Regions from separate parts of the Mus musculus genome. Here region 1 is linked to region 2. A link is a loop called in an ENCODE intact Hi-C map of the cell type or tissue named here. Cell type or tissue: heart. All regions are shown on one strand. Links, peaks and the distances in the headings refer to the core of each region. The heading gives the core; the rest is flanking DNA.

The links. A loop is a pair of places that touch in the nucleus more often than their neighbours do. Peaks named below come from ENCODE experiments on the same cell type or tissue, not always from the same donor. Only the 100,000 strongest peaks of a DNase experiment are listed, where the experiment ranks them.
Region 1: a loop joins it to region 2, with 2.7 times the contacts of the local background. A loop is called at or near these places in 2 of 42 quality-filtered maps.

Annotation. Positions count from the first base shown.
Region 1 is chrX:10,029,987-10,038,330 of GRCm38, forward strand. It overlaps Srpx (sushi-repeat-containing protein), which reads right to left. Exons shown (of 10, transcript NM_016911.5): 10 at 7,991-8,344. Among named protein-coding and RNA genes, the nearest start is that of Srpx, 83 kb to the right of the region's middle. In heart, for the core only: a CTCF peak has its summit at 4,868 (motif pointing right); no DNase peak of the experiment used is centred there.
Region 2 is chrX:10,213,814-10,222,138 of GRCm38, forward strand. Rpgr (retinitis pigmentosa GTPase regulator) reads right to left here and starts at 2,982. Exons shown (of 17, transcript NM_011285.2): 1 at 2,739-2,982. The coding sequence starts at 2,880. In heart, for the core only: a CTCF peak has its summit at 3,066; a DNase peak (open chromatin) is centred at 2,928; H3K4me3 peaks cover 1,473 bases; H3K27ac peaks cover 863 bases.

The DNA.
Region 1 (8,344 bases), core at 218-8,217, 180 kb before region 2:
TGTACCAATCGTAGTATTCTTCTTTTAATCACAGACAGAAATAAGTATTTTATTTAAAAGAAGGCTTGTATTTGGACCAATCACAACACTCATTTTTCAACAATTCACAATAGCCTTAATTTGCGAATGAAGGACCATGTTTTTATCAGTCAAAGCTATATTTACTGTTACTGGTGACATATGTGTCATGTTTAAATGAAGGTTTTTGTTTGTACCACTACAAAGAGTGTTTTGTACCAGTTTAAACCAATATTCTTATGCAAATGAAGGGTTGAGGTAAAACCAATCACAGCACTAAATTTTAGCCAAGCCACAGTAGCCTTACCATGCAAATGAAGGACCATGTATGCACTAGAGTATTCTGTATTTATCACTGTCAAGAATAACCATTTTATGCAAATGAAGGCTTGTATTTGGACCAATTATACCAGTCATTTTTAAACCAGTCATGACAGAGCTAACATGCCAGAAGGACTCTGCACCAATCACTGGCATTCTCCATTTGATCACTGACATGTCAGCAATTTATGTAAACAGAGACTTATATTTGGACCAATCATGAAACTCACTTTCAAACCAGTCAGAATAGCATAACTATGGAAATGAAAAACTAAGTTTTCACCAATGAAACCATTCTCCAACTGAAATAAGCATTTTATAGAAATGAAGCCTTATGTTTTGACCAATATCACTATTCATTTTATACCAATCACAAAATGCCTCCTATGCAAATGAAGGATTATATTTTCACCATTCAACACATTGCTTACTTTTGCTGATGGTATAGGCATTTTATTCAAATGAAGGTATATGTGTGGACCAATCCAAAGAGTGTTTAGTAATAGTTACTATTAGTCTCTTATGCAAATATAAGCTTGGGTTTAATCCTCTCAAAGCACTTATATTTAGCTAAGTCAAGATACTCTTTCTATGCTTACTCTTTACTTGGGAATATTGTTTGTTTTGTGTGTATTTTATTTCCCTAAGTTACAACTACAAATTCACTTGGAAGTCTGGTTTTGTTTTTTGTTTTTTTTTTTTTCTCCATGGAGAGTGTATCTGTTTTTTCAGACAGCAGAAGATGGAGTCATCTTCTTTCCCACACCTATGCTGAGGGTTTCAATCATTTCCTACTGCTTGGTGGTATAGTTTTAATCAATGCTGCCTCTTTTCCTAGCAATAAATGGCTTCCTTCATATGCCTGTGGTTGCAGCTGATTATGGATACCTTTATTTCCTAGTAAGTATGGCTCCTCATAGTTATCACATCCACTTTCCATGGCCTCCAGTCTTAGAGATGGGGAACCCTCAGACTAATGGAGAAAGCTTTGTCTGTCAAAATTGAAAACAATAATACTACAGGAGGGGAAGTTTCTTGGGGCTGATGCAGATCCTTTAATCAGATATTAAATCAGAACCCCCTCTCTAGTACTTAATACTGTCCTTCTCTGGCATGGTCCCAGTGCTACCCCTGGGTTCTGGTTTCATTTCTGTTGCTGTTGCAATTATCCCAACAAAAAGCAACAGAAAAAGGTTTATGTGGCCCACAATTCCAGGTTATTGTCCACCTGTCTTAGAAATACTCATAAAATACTCATATGAGGCAGATGGATGGAGGGTACTGGGTGGGAGATGGCATGGGGACGTAAACAGGGGGAGAGGTTCAGGATCATGTGTTGGGAGAGACAGGAGAGAGAGCCAGAGGGCCAGAAGAATGAATAGAAATCTGCAGCATGTTAGGTTGGGGATGGGGTGGGGTGTATTTGAGAATGTACCAGAAATCTAGGATGGGGGAGGCTCCCAGGAGTCCATAAGGGTGACCTTAGTTGAGACTCGCCGCAGTGTGGATCTTGTACCTAAGGGGCCACCTCCTGTAGCCAGGCAGGAACCCTATTGGAGAGATAAGAACAGAAACCTACCTATAAAACTTTCTACTCAAAATTATCTTGTCTCCAAGAAATGCAGGGACAAAGTTGGATCAGAGACTTAGAGATGTCCAACCATCAACTGGCCCAACTTGAGACACATCCCATGGGCAAGTACCAATCCCTGTCACTGTTAATGATACTCTGTTATGCTTTGATGTAGATGATTAGCATAACTGTCCTCTGAGAGACTCCACCCAAAAGTTGAAACAGATGCAGAGACCTATGGCCAAATATTAGATATATGTCAGGGACTCTTATGGAAGAGTTGAGGGAAAGATTGAGGGTCCTAAAGTAGATAGGAATTCTTCAGGAAAATATACAGAGTGAACTAACCTGGTCCCATAGAGGATCTCAGAAAATGAATCGCCAACTACAGAGCTTACATAGGCTTGAGCAGTTCATTCTCCATGTGGGTCTCCTAACAACTGTAGTGGGTGCAATCCACAAAGCTGTTGCCTGTATGTGGAATATCTTCCCTTAATTGGGTGTTTTGTCTGGCCTCCATGGGAGAGGGCCTGCCTAGCCCTGCAGAGACTTGATGTGTCAGGGTAGGGATACCCAGTGGCGGGGGTGGGAGAAGTGAGGAATCCACCCTGTCAGAGAAGAAGAGGATGGGGAATATGAGGATGAACTGTGTGAGGTAAGAGCTGGTGTCAGGGATTAGTGATTAGAATATGAAGTGAATAAAAAATAATCCCTCCTGTAGGGTTGCAGACCCCTTTAGCTCCTTGGGTACTTTCTCTAGCTCCTTCATTGGGGGCCCTGTGTTCCATCCAATAGATGACTGTGAGCACTTCTGTATTTGCCAGGCACTGGCATAGCCTCACAAGAGACAGCTATACCAGGGTCCTGTCAGCAAAATCTTGCTGGCATATGCAATAGTGCCTGGGTTTGGTGGTTGTTTATTGTGGGTACCAGAGGTTTTCAATGGAGATCTCTGTCCAGGTCTGGTGCAAGAGTTCCAGTGAAGGGAAGTGAGTGCAGGCAGGGAGACGAAGTCTCTGCCGTGCCTTCCAGGTCACTCAGTAACTCCTAGCTGCTCTGAACTGAGTCAGGTCTGGCTGGAACAATGAGAAGCCAACTATCCAGTGAGTATTGTGACGGGACTTCATGTGATTCTTCAGGGGAGAAGATTTCTTCCCAAGTGTTACATACAGCTCTTGGAACAAAAGACTCAGATGAAGGAGTAGTTCACATGCACCTTTAATTCCCTGGATGGATTTATATACAGTTCTGGGGGTGATTCAGGGTTCGACAGCAGGTACCTCTCATTGGATTGGACTGAGAGTTTGGGGAAAACCTTATTTGCATGTGGGAAGGCTTGGTACTGTTCCTACCTGACTGTGTGGAAGAGTCTAGCCAGAAGGCCAGAAGCTTGGAACATTGTCTACGGGACTACTAGCCACATGCCTCTCTTGTGGGGGCTGTGGGAGCAGTAACTTTGACAGGAGCCAGGGATCCAGGAGACATGATCGCATGCCTTCCGCCCCATGTAGGTGGAAATTACCACCCACCAGATCCCACCGGGGTTCAAGACCTAAGCTTGACTGGAGACCAGGCTGTCTGTGCATAGCCCATTGATCCACAGTTTATGGGATGAATCCCCGGGTGGCGCAGTCTCTGGATGGTCCTTCCAACTCAGCTCTGAGCTTTGTCTCTGTAACTCCTTCCATGGGTATTTTGTTCTCCATTCTAAGAAGGACCGAAGTATCCACACTTTGGTCTTCCTTCTTCTTGAGTTTCATGGGTTTTGCAAATTGTATCTTGGGTCTTCTAAGTTTCTGGGCTAATATCTACTTATCAGTAAGTGCATATCATGTGTGTTCTTTTGTGATTGGGTTACCTCACTCAGGATGATATCCTCCAGATGCATCCATTTGCCTAAGAATTTCATAAAGTCATTGTTTTAATAGCTGAGTAGTACTCCATTGTGTAAATGTACCACATTGTCTGTATCCATTCCTCTGTTGAGGGACATCTGGGTTCTTTCCAGCTTCTGGCTATTATTAAATAAGGCTGCTATGAACATAGTGGAGCATGTGTCCTTATTACAAGTTGGTACATTTTCTGGGTATATGCCCAGGAGAGGTATTGCTGGATCTTCCGGTAGTACCATGTCCAATTTTCTGAGGAACCGCCAAACTGATTTCCAGAGTGGTTGTAACAGCTTGTAATCCTAACAGCAATGGAGGAGTATTCCTCTTTCTCCACATCCTCGCCAGCATCTGCTGTCACCTGAATTTTTAATCCTAGCCATTCCGACTGGTGTGAGGTGGAAGTTAGAATTGAATCTTTAAGAAGTGGACACTTCTGAGATACTCAGAGGCCATCTGTGTTGTGAATTTGGACACTAATTTCTCTGACTACATGTGTTGGCATGAGGTCTCTTCTCACATGCTGTCCCAACATCATGATGCTACTAACATCAAGTTCTCACCAGAGCAAAAACCAATACTTTTAAATTTCCCTTGAAATATTCAGAATTACAAACCAAATAAACATTGCTCCTTGAAAATCTTTTTTAAAAAAATCCCTCTTAGTGATTCTAAAATTTGAGAATCATCGGTGAAGTAAAATATGTGCTATCATAAAATAAGGTCCAGTACTGGACAAGATAAAATATTGACAATCCATTATAGCAATATTATGCTAGAATAGACTTTCAAAATTTAAGTAACAATATGCTAATTGAGAAAATATTTACAGTCATTAGAGTGCAAAAGCTGAAATCATATAAGCATAATTTGAACTTGGAAACAAAAAAGAAAATTTTCACACAAAATGAATAGTCAAGGTATTAAATCATCAATCAAATTTATCTGCTTATTTTAATTAAAATATTACTAGTTAGAAAAAACTGTCAATGAAATAATTCCTAATGATATTCTCCTATCATAGATCAATGTCTAACCCAATTGTCATCAGAGAGGCAGATGCAGATCCATACCCAAGCACTAGGTGGAGCCAGGGGAATCCTGCAGAAGAGAAGGAGGAAGGACTATAGGAGCCAGAGGGTTCCAAGACACCTTGGAGAACAAAGCCCACAGAGTCAGGTATGAAGGGGCTCATAAGACTTCACAAAGACAGAAGTCACAAACATGAGGGCTGTATGGGTCTGACCTAGCTCTTTCACATATATGTATGTTTATGTAATTTTGCATTCATGTGGGATTCCCAACCGTGTTAATGCCAGATGACAGCAATCTGAATCTTTTTCCTGAGGTTGGAACTATTTTCCTCCTTCTGAATTGCTTTATCCAGCTTTGAGATGAGGATTTGTATCTATTCTTATTATAACTTATTATGCAATATTCAGTTGATATCCCTGGGAGGCTTTCTCAGTTTTATTGAAAGTAAATGGAGGAGGAATGAGTCTCAGGGAAGGGAATAGAGGGACAGAAATCTGAGGTAATGATGATGAGAAAATAATAATAACAACAATAAAAAGGAAAGCCTGTAGGCTCATAGATTTGAATGCTTAGTCAGTAGGAAGTGGCACTGTGTGTGAAGGGTTAGGAGGTGATCTTCCTTTCAACTGTTAACATCTCTTAGTTGAAAGTCAATAGCAAGTCTTTCCCAATTTTACACATTCCTTTGTAATCTGTAATTCTTTTCTTGTTCATGGAAAGTCTCCCTCTATTTTGATCACTCAGGTCACTTCCACTAGAGGAAACCAACTGTGGAGTTCTGAGAATAATACAGCACTTTGTGATGAAGTCCACGTGGGCAAGAACAGAGGTACTGTCCAAAAATCAGTCATGTGATAGCCACTCTGGAAGTTGATATCCTAGCCCAGACAAGTCTTCAGATGACTGTCATAGCAGATGAAGTGACTTCAGCTTCATCAGAGACTTCAGTACAGACTTGGCAAGCTAAGTCTCCCCTAAAATCTCCAGCCTGCAGAAATTGTGAGGTAATAAAACAATTGTTGCTTTAGGCCACTAAGTTTAGGAGTAATGTAATTGCAATAATAAAGGAACAATCTGGATAGCCACACCCTGGACTTTGTCCAACAAGCTTTGAATACTTTACTGCCTTTCTTCTCCATCATCCAGCAGTCTATATTCAAATCCAATAGCTGAAGGCTTGTGGTGGTCAAATCTGTGGTTCTGTGGCAATTACTGAGTTTTTCCAGATCCTAGTTCACTGTTTAGCAACTTTCTGATAAAGGTTAAGAAACTCCTACTTAACTAGTCTCCTATAGAAAATAACCATATTTGGATAAAAAAAAATATACACCTTCTCAAAAGATTAAGGACAATCAAAAGATAGCAAACTAGAAGAAAGTCATCACTTATAAGAAGACAAACTTTAGATTTGGGGGCTTTACTCAAGGCATATTATAATACATACCTGTGTAGGGTTAGAGGTGAGAGGAGGCTTAAATGAAGATATAAAATGTGTAGTGTTTTTACTTTAAAAGATGAAGAAGTCAGAAAAATCATAGCAACTGAAAAGTGATGAGGTAAGTCTCAATAAAAAGCCAGATGGGGTGACCCAGATTCTAAAAACAAACTGTTTGCCTTTCTAAGTGATTGCTGAGATAGGCAGGTGTGTTTTGGGAGTCATGACAGGTTCTAAGCTGGCCTGCTAACTTTAAGGAATTGAATTGGGATTTCAGCTGTCATCTACTGAGCAGGTGTTGTTTTCTATCTGACCAGCTCATTTAACTTTCCAGTTTTTTCCTGAACACATATGCCCAAGAGTGTACCCATGTATCCTGTATCTCTCTTTCTCTCTCTCTCTCTCTCTCTCTCTCTCTCTCTCTCTCTCTCTCTCTCTCTCTCTGTCTCTGCCTCTTTCTCCCACACACACATACACACACTCTAACACATACACACATAACACATGCACATGAGATAACATGTGACAACTAAAAGTCAGGAGTGTGTGTGTGTGTGTGTGTGTGTGTGTGTGTGTTTGTAGATTCATGCAGTAGGTTGTTATATACATATAGATATGTATCCTGGCATGTGAAAACCTGAGGTTAAGAATTGTGACTCTTCGCATGGATGCTGGAAGTTGAACTCAGGTACCCAAGTTTACACAACAAGCAAGCGCTTTTACCAACTGATCTGATCTAACTCCCTAGTTCTAGCTGTTTCTTTCAAGGAGTTTGAAATGTGTATTTAAAAAAAAAATACACATGTGAACTGCTAATGGAGAAACCTGTATTCTAGAGATAGCAATTGATAATGTTGAAGTGTTTCCTGCGTTTTCTTATAGAGTGTTTTATTTTGAAACATAACAGGTCATCTGGGTATCCATTCATCTTCAAATAATCTGTGTATTTTGGGTGAGGGTCAAAGTGATACAAAGTGACCAGAAAGAATGCTTTGAATAAGTCAGGTAACTTCCTTTCCTGCTATTATCCCATGGGCACAGGGCAGTTTGTAAAGGTCATTATCATTTGACATTTATCCACTATTTGTGTTGTATTCCTTTAATCTGATACATATAAATGAAGCAGTAGTTAAAGAGTGGTTTTTACTGTAAAAGAGGAAAATGATACAGTTTTCTACATAGAATTCAAATCCATTCAAGGGTTGGCGTTTACTCTGCCTAATCTTCTGTGAGAATATTGTTTACCCTACTGCCTGTCTTCAGGCACTATATGTTGGAACTTGAGCATTCTATAATTTCACTATTTTGTTTAAGAACAATGGAGGAGCTAGAGAAAATACCCAAGGAGCTGAAGGGATCTGCAACCCTATGGGTGGAACAACATTATGAACTAACCAGTACCCCGGAGCTCTTGACTCTAGCTGCATATGTATCAAAAGATGCCCTAGTCGGCCATCAATGGAAAGAGAGGCCCATTGGACATGCAAACTTTATATGCCCCAGTATAGGGGAACGCCATGGCCAAAAAGTGGGAATGGGTGGATAGGGGAGTGGGGGCGGAGGTTATGGGGGACTTTTGGGATAGCATTGGAAATGTAAATGAGCTAAATACCTAATAAAAAAAAGGAAAAAAAAAGAAAGGAGGGAAAGCTTTAAGGAAAAAAAAAAGAATAGATTATAGGCCGAAGTGATACCAGAAATGTGTACAAATATTCGCCTAGGAGTACAATCTAATTGTTTATTAAATGCCAATGTGTGATTTTTTTTCTAGGCTCAATCATTTAAAAATAGAAATATCTGAAAAGGGGTCTGATGTACAACCTCTGAATTGTCACCTCTCTGGGTGGGGTGCAGTCAAGAATACAGCCCTACTGGCCCATCATGCTTGTTCATTCACAAACTCAGGAATGATTGGTTCCAGGATCCCAACAGTCATTCGACTTGTGATATCAAATCGTCCAGTACTTACATGGAATCCATGTGAATCCCCTTGTATACTTTAAACCTCTCTGGACTACTTATAGTACCTCATATGAGGGAAGTGATTTGTAAATAGTTTTTTTTATATTACAT
Region 2 (8,325 bases), core at 1-8,000:
CTCAGACTTCATTTTAGTTTCATCTATGACATCTGTTAATTTGAATATGTGCTATTCCTTGAGTGATATGACGTAAATATATACAATGACAAGATAAGCATCATCCATTACTAATTGTTCTGCTGACACTCGATGGACAGCCAACTCCCGAATGAGCTGATATTTTTTAGACATAAAACTAGAAGTAAGAGAAAAAAATCAGACTTTTCAAATGTATCTTTCTGTGTTGAAGCACGTTACTTTGTCCTTCTATGTATGAGCTGACTCTGTTAAGTGTAAAAGTTCCTAACATTAGGCAGAAAAGAATTTTATTAAACACAACTCTACTCACTCTGGTTAAGACCCCACAGTCTGGTCCCTGACTAAGGACATTTTCCCCACACTCAGAACTGAAACAGTATCACATTTTTTCGTTAATACCACAGGAAATTCATGGGAAGGGTCTAAGTGAGTTTGGAATTTCTTTACCCCTTCCAAGGGATTGCCAGTGTTTGCATACAAGGGAGGGATGTTACTACAAATGCCAAACTCTTACTGACAATGCTTGCGACTGTCCATTAAAGCTAGGTGCAGGGCAGACATAAGCATATTATTACATACTGTTTCACTTGCACTATGGGAACCTATACAAGGCTTTAAAAGTCAATAGACCACAATCAGAGTATGAGCCCCAGCACCCATATAAGAATGAAAAGACTCCCAGAAATTTGGCACACACAGTGAGATAAGGGAGAGAGAAAATGTTTTAAAATGGGAGGGTAATCATGTATTCAAATTCCTAATCTAATACTTAATACAATACTCAATGGGTTACTTTACCCAACCTTAACTTCCTCCTTTAATCATTATGGTTATTTCTAAATGGTGTTTAAAATACCAATACACATTCTTATGCCTTGAATTTAACACAGGTACGAAAAGGTTTGTTGTACACAATCTATTTACAATATTGTAAACACAGGGTTGTATTCTCTCTTTTATAATAAGGAATCTAGTACAGAATCTGTAATCTCCAATGTATTAACTGATGGCTACCTCTGTAAAGTCCTATTACAAACATTGGAAATTACTGGTTTCTCAGAATCTTGCAATGAATAGAGGCCATATGGCAATTAATTATGCTCTACACAGCAATCTCTCTAATTGATTCGCTACCAAAATATTTATTGATAAGTATTTTATTTGCTCAACTGTATTACTGATAGTGTAGGTTTTCCTTGCTACTTATACCCATTGCACAAGACGTTCCTCTAGGAAATATCAGTTACACTGAAGTTTGTGCTAAGTTTCAAACAGAAAACTTCCCTTCTACACTATTTATCACTCTACCACCATTTTCACATCACTAGAATGCTGAGTAGGAAATCAAACACAGCTTTCAATACTTTCAGTGTGAAAGATAGCATATTACCCAGGTTTTACTACGGAAACACCTCGGGTATTCCTGTTCCCATTGAGAAGAAATGAGAGTTCAAGCTACGGATCAGTCCATGGGGATTGGAGATGGAGGCTGAGATTTGACATTCTTCAACTGCCATTGTCTGATCTGAGGAATATTCACAGACTTGGACCAGTATCATTTTCAAAAGACTAAATATCCATTAACATTTCCAAGTAACTATTTAAACACACACACACACACACACACACACCACTCAAATAGAAAGTCAGACCCAGTTTGGGGGAAATTTCCAGAGAAAGCATACTGAATGTAAATATTAATAATATATATCAATGTGCACGGGACTAAACCACTTGAGAACAAGCTTGAAGCAAGCCAGTTCGACTCAAGTCACTGAGCCTTGGGAGGCAAGGACCTCGAAATGATTCAAGGCTTCCCTACAAGGAATTATTTAACGGTGTTTACTCTGGCTCCCCAGAATCTCTCTTCAGACACTCCCCTAACCCAAAAACCAAGGTTGGGTGGTTCCTTTCTGTCCTCTGCCAACTAATGTCAAGCCTATTGTAACTATTTTCTTGCACCCTCACTAAGGTATGAGCTCCAAGTGGTGTAGAATCAAATTCTGTTTGAGCCAAGACCACAGCAGAAAGTGCAATACATATTTAAATGTCCAATTCTGCTCAAATATAGTGGTTATTTTTCATAATGCTAGTAACAGCCCATTAGAGTATATGCAAAAACCAGTTCAGTAGATTATGACCACCATTTTAGCTGAACAACTCTATAACTCTACGCTTATAATAAATGCTGCTCCAGGAAATGTCTACCTGGGCTACCCGGTACGGAAGCCGTACGGAGTCATAATTTTAAAAGACTTCACGACAGTCAGTCTTAAAAAAAAAAAAAAATTCACCGAAGGCCCTCCTCTCTTTATCCAGTTCGTTTCTTCCATTCTTTTTAACCTTTCACCCCGCATTCCACTCGTTACTGAATTCTGTACCTAACCGGGTCCTGGGGACATCCGCTTGCTCAAATGTTTAGAGACCCTGGGATGCTTCGCGAGAGAATAATGGCTGCCGCCGCCTCCAAGAAAAGCCATTATTTCAGCTTGCTAATAACACACACAGGGTCCCTCATGTCCCTGTCCCTTCCTCCAGCCCGACAAAGGGAATTTATTTATTCCCAAACGCAAATCTAAGGCGGTTGACTGAGGCTCAGGTTGCGGCCTGTACCACTACGGGGCCGGCTCGGAGGCGGGGCCTGGCCTGTCGCCCGCCCGCCCGCCCGCGGACCCTCCCTCCAGGCCAGCCGCCACGACTGGGGGCGCGCGACTCACCGGGCACCAGTGACTCAGATTCCGCCATGCCGAAGCCTGCGAACGGAATCTGTGCCTGCTTCGGAAAGATAGCAGGGGCGACTCGATTGAGCCTAAGGTGCTGCCCTACCCCCTGGGACCCCCATCGCGACCCTCTTGGCATAGACCACTACTGTGCTCCCGGAAGTCAACAAACAGACGCTAGGGGCAACGGAGGCGGAGCCTTGCGGGGCGGGGAGGGGCGAAAGGCTTTTGGAAGGAGGCTGGCGGAAGCTGTGTCAGTGAGGCGCAAGCGCAGATGCCATGGTCGCGGCGGTAAGCGACCGCACACCCTCTAGCGGTCGCGATTGGAAGCGGCCATGCTGCAGACTCTGGAGCGCATCTACTTCTGAAGGGATCCTGGCCATGCAGGGACCTAGAGGGGATATGGTGACAACATCATGTCTCACATAGCCCTAACTTCTGTGACTCATGCAAACGTCAACGCACAGCTTTGACAACACACTAGGACTAACAATCTGTAACACAGCAAGGTACTAGGCGGTTTACATCCCAAATGTCATTTGCAATCCTAGGAACAAAACAAATATACTCGATGCACACATTAGATCCTTATTGAATAAATGGTCGTAATAAATGTTATTACAATCATGCAAGTTGAATAATGCCATTCCTGTTTGCGGATATGCCAATTAAACATAGGAAGAGAAGCACAGTTCAGGTTGTTTAGCCTGAGGTCTAAACAGTCCGCCTGCATCTCCTATAAAACTAAAGGGCCAAGATCTATACAATTTCCTCTGAAATATTATATTTTTCTGGATAAACCTTGGTTTTCCACCCATAATAGTTGGCCACAATAAAATAAATAGGAAGAAAATCTTCCAGGATGAGTCCATTTGTATACCTGAGGTAGTTGGGTCTCAATCAAGCACAACTGAATTTAAGGCTCCCAGAATTCGAGAGTTATTACCTACACTTACTCAGGGCACTTTTATTAGGAAGGAAAGAGGGAATAGAATCCAATCACTTGTGTACAAACTAAAGTTGAGGATGAGATTCTAGTAAAGATGCTTAGCAAGGAGCACCGACCTGGGAACAGGGATTTAAGAAAGACAAAAGCTTGTCTGATGACGACAAAGTCAGGAAGGTCTGAAGCCAAAGAAACTGAATGAAATTAAAGAAGTCTGGACATAGTTAACTGTATGCAAAGACTGATAAAGTGATCAGTTCCTCCCAGGACCTTGCTGAGGCTGGTTCGAGGTGAGATGGCATGTCCACAGAATCGGACGCTTTATCCTAAAGACTATGGAAAGTCATGGAGGAGCTTTAAGCTCAGAAGTGATAGGAAAGGACCAGTTATGCATGTTCTTGAAGTGATTCTACCTGTTTGGGCTGCTTTTCTGACAAGCAGTTTGAGCACTGAGAGGCAATTCAAAGGCTATTACAGGTATTTAGGTACAAAAGTGGTCAGGCTGCCCGAAGTTCAGTATTTTGGCACACAGGAAATGGTGTCTAGTTGTCAACTCTTGGAAAATGCTGACCTATCATATAACTTACATCAGCAGAAAGGAACAAAAAAGGTAACTTAACTTATTTTGAGGAGAACTTAATACTCATGTCTAAAGGCTCATAACAATCATGATGAGAAAAATCAGAATATTTAAAGACTTTCTTTGCTTATCCTGTTATTTCATTGACTTCTAAAAATAAATTTCAGAGCATAAGTCAGTGCTGAGCACTTCCACGCTGGTTTCTCACATAAGTATCTAGGCAAGGGTGGTGCCGTTTACAGAGATGGGAAGTGCTATGCAAGGAGCAGAGGAGGTTAGAGTTAGGTCAGTAAGGTAATGGAAGAGATAGTGAGCTCAGCCCTTGAACACATAGGAAAGTCAGGTGGAGTTGCTGAGCACAGCAAGCAACTGATGCACAGAAGGTCCAGATGGAGCCAGACACTTATGGAACTCCTGGATCAACGCTATCATGGCAGTCTCGGGAACAGGTGAAAGAAGGAAAGGGAAGGACAAAGGAATCTAAGGTGAATCGTGAAGAATGCCGAAGTATGATATCCTAGCAATGGGTTATAAGGCTTAAAAGGTGATGAGAGAGAGAGAGAGAGAGAGAGAGAGAGAGAGAGAGAGACTGGAAAATACTGCACCAAACAAGAGTATAATCAAATTGTCCACATAATGTGTACAAATTAAATGACACCGAATTACCTTCTGAAGTTAGAAATATGGTGATCATTCTCTGTGTTATAAAAAGAGCGGTTTGCTGGGGCAATGGAAGAGGAAACAGTATTGGAGTAGGAAGTTGGAGACGCTGAGGGAAAAGCATCCCTTGAGCATCAGCATTCGAGACAGTAAGTGCAGAGGGACCCAGGAAGAGAGGAAGCAGCATTTGAGCCGGGAAGAGGGGTGAAAGGAGGGCTTCTGTTAAACTAAGCAATGTATGATACCACTGGGAGGTCCAATTGAATAGATGCGGAGAGAATCCTTCTTCAGAAAAGTAATAGAATAGAAATCCTGGAAGACAGCAAGGCCTTGCATCCAGAGAATATGGTGGAGACGCTGGCATTAGCTCAGACACACAGCTTTCTAGCAGAGAAGAAGAGAAGAATAAAATTCCCCTTACAATATAATATTGATACTTTTGATTCATCTAATATTTATAATCTAAGGGTGCCACACACACATACAGCTATGATGGCACCTTAGATCATTTATATTATATATTATCTGTTCATATGCTCTATCTCAGGAAATGTCTTAGACATCCGAGGTAATGAATGTCTAGCTTCTATCTTAGTGCCCAGAATACAGTAGCACTTAATACCAGTAGGTATTAGAAACAAGGCAAAGTTGGCTATGCTCACTGTACTGGAAGGCAAAGCCAGGCCATGTGTGCCACGATGGAAATAGCACTCAAATCTTGGCAACGGCTCAAAAGTGTCATTTTTATTCCTGCAGCATGCCTAGCAAGGCTCAGTGGTTTCAGCGGGTCCCATGGGCGCCTGGGATACTGATGGAAGTATAAGCATGCTTTAGCTGCATTGTAAGCGTGACCTCCTTGGTTACCTCATGAAGGCAACAGAATGAGGCTAGAAATTCTGTGTTTTAGATCAGAATAGATGTGTTTTTCCAGTTTTGTGTGCATTGCAAGGGGACTGGAAATTAAAGGAGAGCCACTGGCCCTTCAAAAACAATAAGGGCCTCTCCCACAATCCTGACAGTTGGAGAGCATGAAGTGTCTAAGTTGCAGCTTTCCAAACTGTCATTTGTACTATTTATCCTATGTTGTCATGAAACTGAATATGGAGGGCCACAAAATGTTTGCCAACAGTGGAAGGTTTTGGAACACATAATGACCAAAAGATAAATTTAGAATCAAATGTGTAATGAGCTGAGGGGTTTCTGGCCATCAATCACCTGTGTTGTCTCCTGTGACTTTCCTACAGCCTCACTCCTAAACACAGGACCTGTGCACTTTGAACTGTGTGTGCTCTCATAAACATGCAGTGTGAGCAAACTGCTGCTGTTCTTCAGCTTAGAGGTATTGTTATATGTTTGTTGTATATACAAGAACATGATGCTTTAATTAAAAAAACACGTTTTATATTTTCTTAGTGTCATTTCTTAGCTAGTAATCATCAAATTGTTATATGGATTATAGTGCCTTAGAATACTTGATTTTTAAAACTCACTATTTTAATTGCAGACTGAAATTTCATTTAAAAAAAGTCATTAAATGAAATTTGGTGTGGGATTAGGACAGATTTTTTTCCAAGAATTTTTCAAACAGTTTCAAGATATTTCTACTGTTTTTAATTGTATATTTATGCAAAATAGCATTCTTGGCATTGGTGATTCTAAAATCAAAACATTGATTAATTTTGAAAAAAAAAATGAAGATGCCATGTCCTGAAGTATGAACTATTAGGTCAAAAAGGAATTCTTTATGTAAAAATAAAAGAGCATGGCCGTTTTACTAGGATGGAAATTTGCATGCTTTTTTTAAATAAATGGTAAAAAAAAATCTCTGCTTTTAGGTATATTCATGTCACATATGTATTGTATTCCCTTCTGATGCACACACAGCCAAAAACTCAGATAATCCTTGGGAAATTGTGTTGGTTCTCATGAATTTTACATATCTGGGAAAAAAAAAGTAGAAGTCTTGGCTATTGACTGTATTACATCTAGCTGGGAGTAATTTCTGAGGATGTTTTTGTCAACTAAAAATAAAAGCATGTACGAATAAGAAAGACATTTGATGGGCTGTGTTTCCTCCCTGAACTTCATTTCTTATTTGCCAGCATTGAAGAAACTCTTCCAGGATTTGAATTTTGTGCCACATTACAATGCAACTGCCTTCACTGTTCCTCAAGTTGCAGGAACATAAGCAGGTGTGTCGGTACTTCAAAAAAAAAAAAATACGTTGGGAGATCCCTAAACAGCAGAGCTCACTGAGAGCTTCTGTACTGGCTAGTTTTTGGGTCAACTTGACACCGGCTGGAGTTATCACAGAGAAAGGAGCTTCAGTTGGGGAAATGCCTCCACGAGATCCAGCTGTAAGGCATTTTCTCAATTAGTGATCAAGGGGGAAAGGCCCCTTGTGGGTGGGACCATCTCTGGGTAGTCTTGGGTTCTATAAGAGAGCAGGCTGAGCAAGCCAGGGGAAGCAAGCCAGTAAAGAACATCCCTCCATGGCCTCTGCATCAGCTCCTGCTTTCTGACCTGCTTGAGTTCCAGTCCTGACTTCCTTGGTGATGAACAGCAATGTGGAAGTATAAGCTGAATAAACCCTTTCTTCCCCAACTGCTTCTTGGTCATGATGTTTGTGCAGGAATAGAAACCCTGCCTAAGACAGCTTCTAATGATATATTGGATTTTTGAAATGTTTTAATAATTAAATAAAATATTATAAGATAAAAAAAAAAACCCGAACCCACTGGAATTAGACAGAACCAAAAAACAAAAGGAAAAGAGCCCAAGAGCAGGCACAAGAAACAGAGACCCAGTTGTTCACACACTTAGGAATCCCATAGAAATACTAACCTGGAAGCCATAATGTATATGAAAAGGACCTGTGCAGGCCCTGCACATGCTACTTCAGTCTCTGTACATTCTTATATGATACCTCTAGCAGCTCTTTTATTATTCGGGATAGTTTTATCTATCTTGGACTTTCTGTGGTTTTTATGAAGCTAAAAATTGTCTTTTCAAAATCTGCAAAGAATTGTATTAGAATTTTGATGGGGATTGCCTGGAATCTATAGGTTGCTTTTACTAGGGTGGCCATTTTTGCTGTTGATCCTATAGCCATGAGCATGGGAAATCTTTCCATCTTCTGATATCTTCTTCAAATTTTTCAATGTCTTAATTTTTATCCTATAAATCTTTTACTTACTTGTTAGAGTTACTCCAGGATAGGTTATATTATTTGAGGATATTTAGAAAGATGTTGTTTCCCTGATTTCTTTCTCAGTCCATTTGTCATTTGTTTATAGGATGGCTACTGCATTTTGTTCCAGCTGCTTGCTGAAAGTTTCAGCTATAGGAGTTTCCTTGTAGAACTCTTAGAGTCACTTACCATATCATTTGCAAATAAA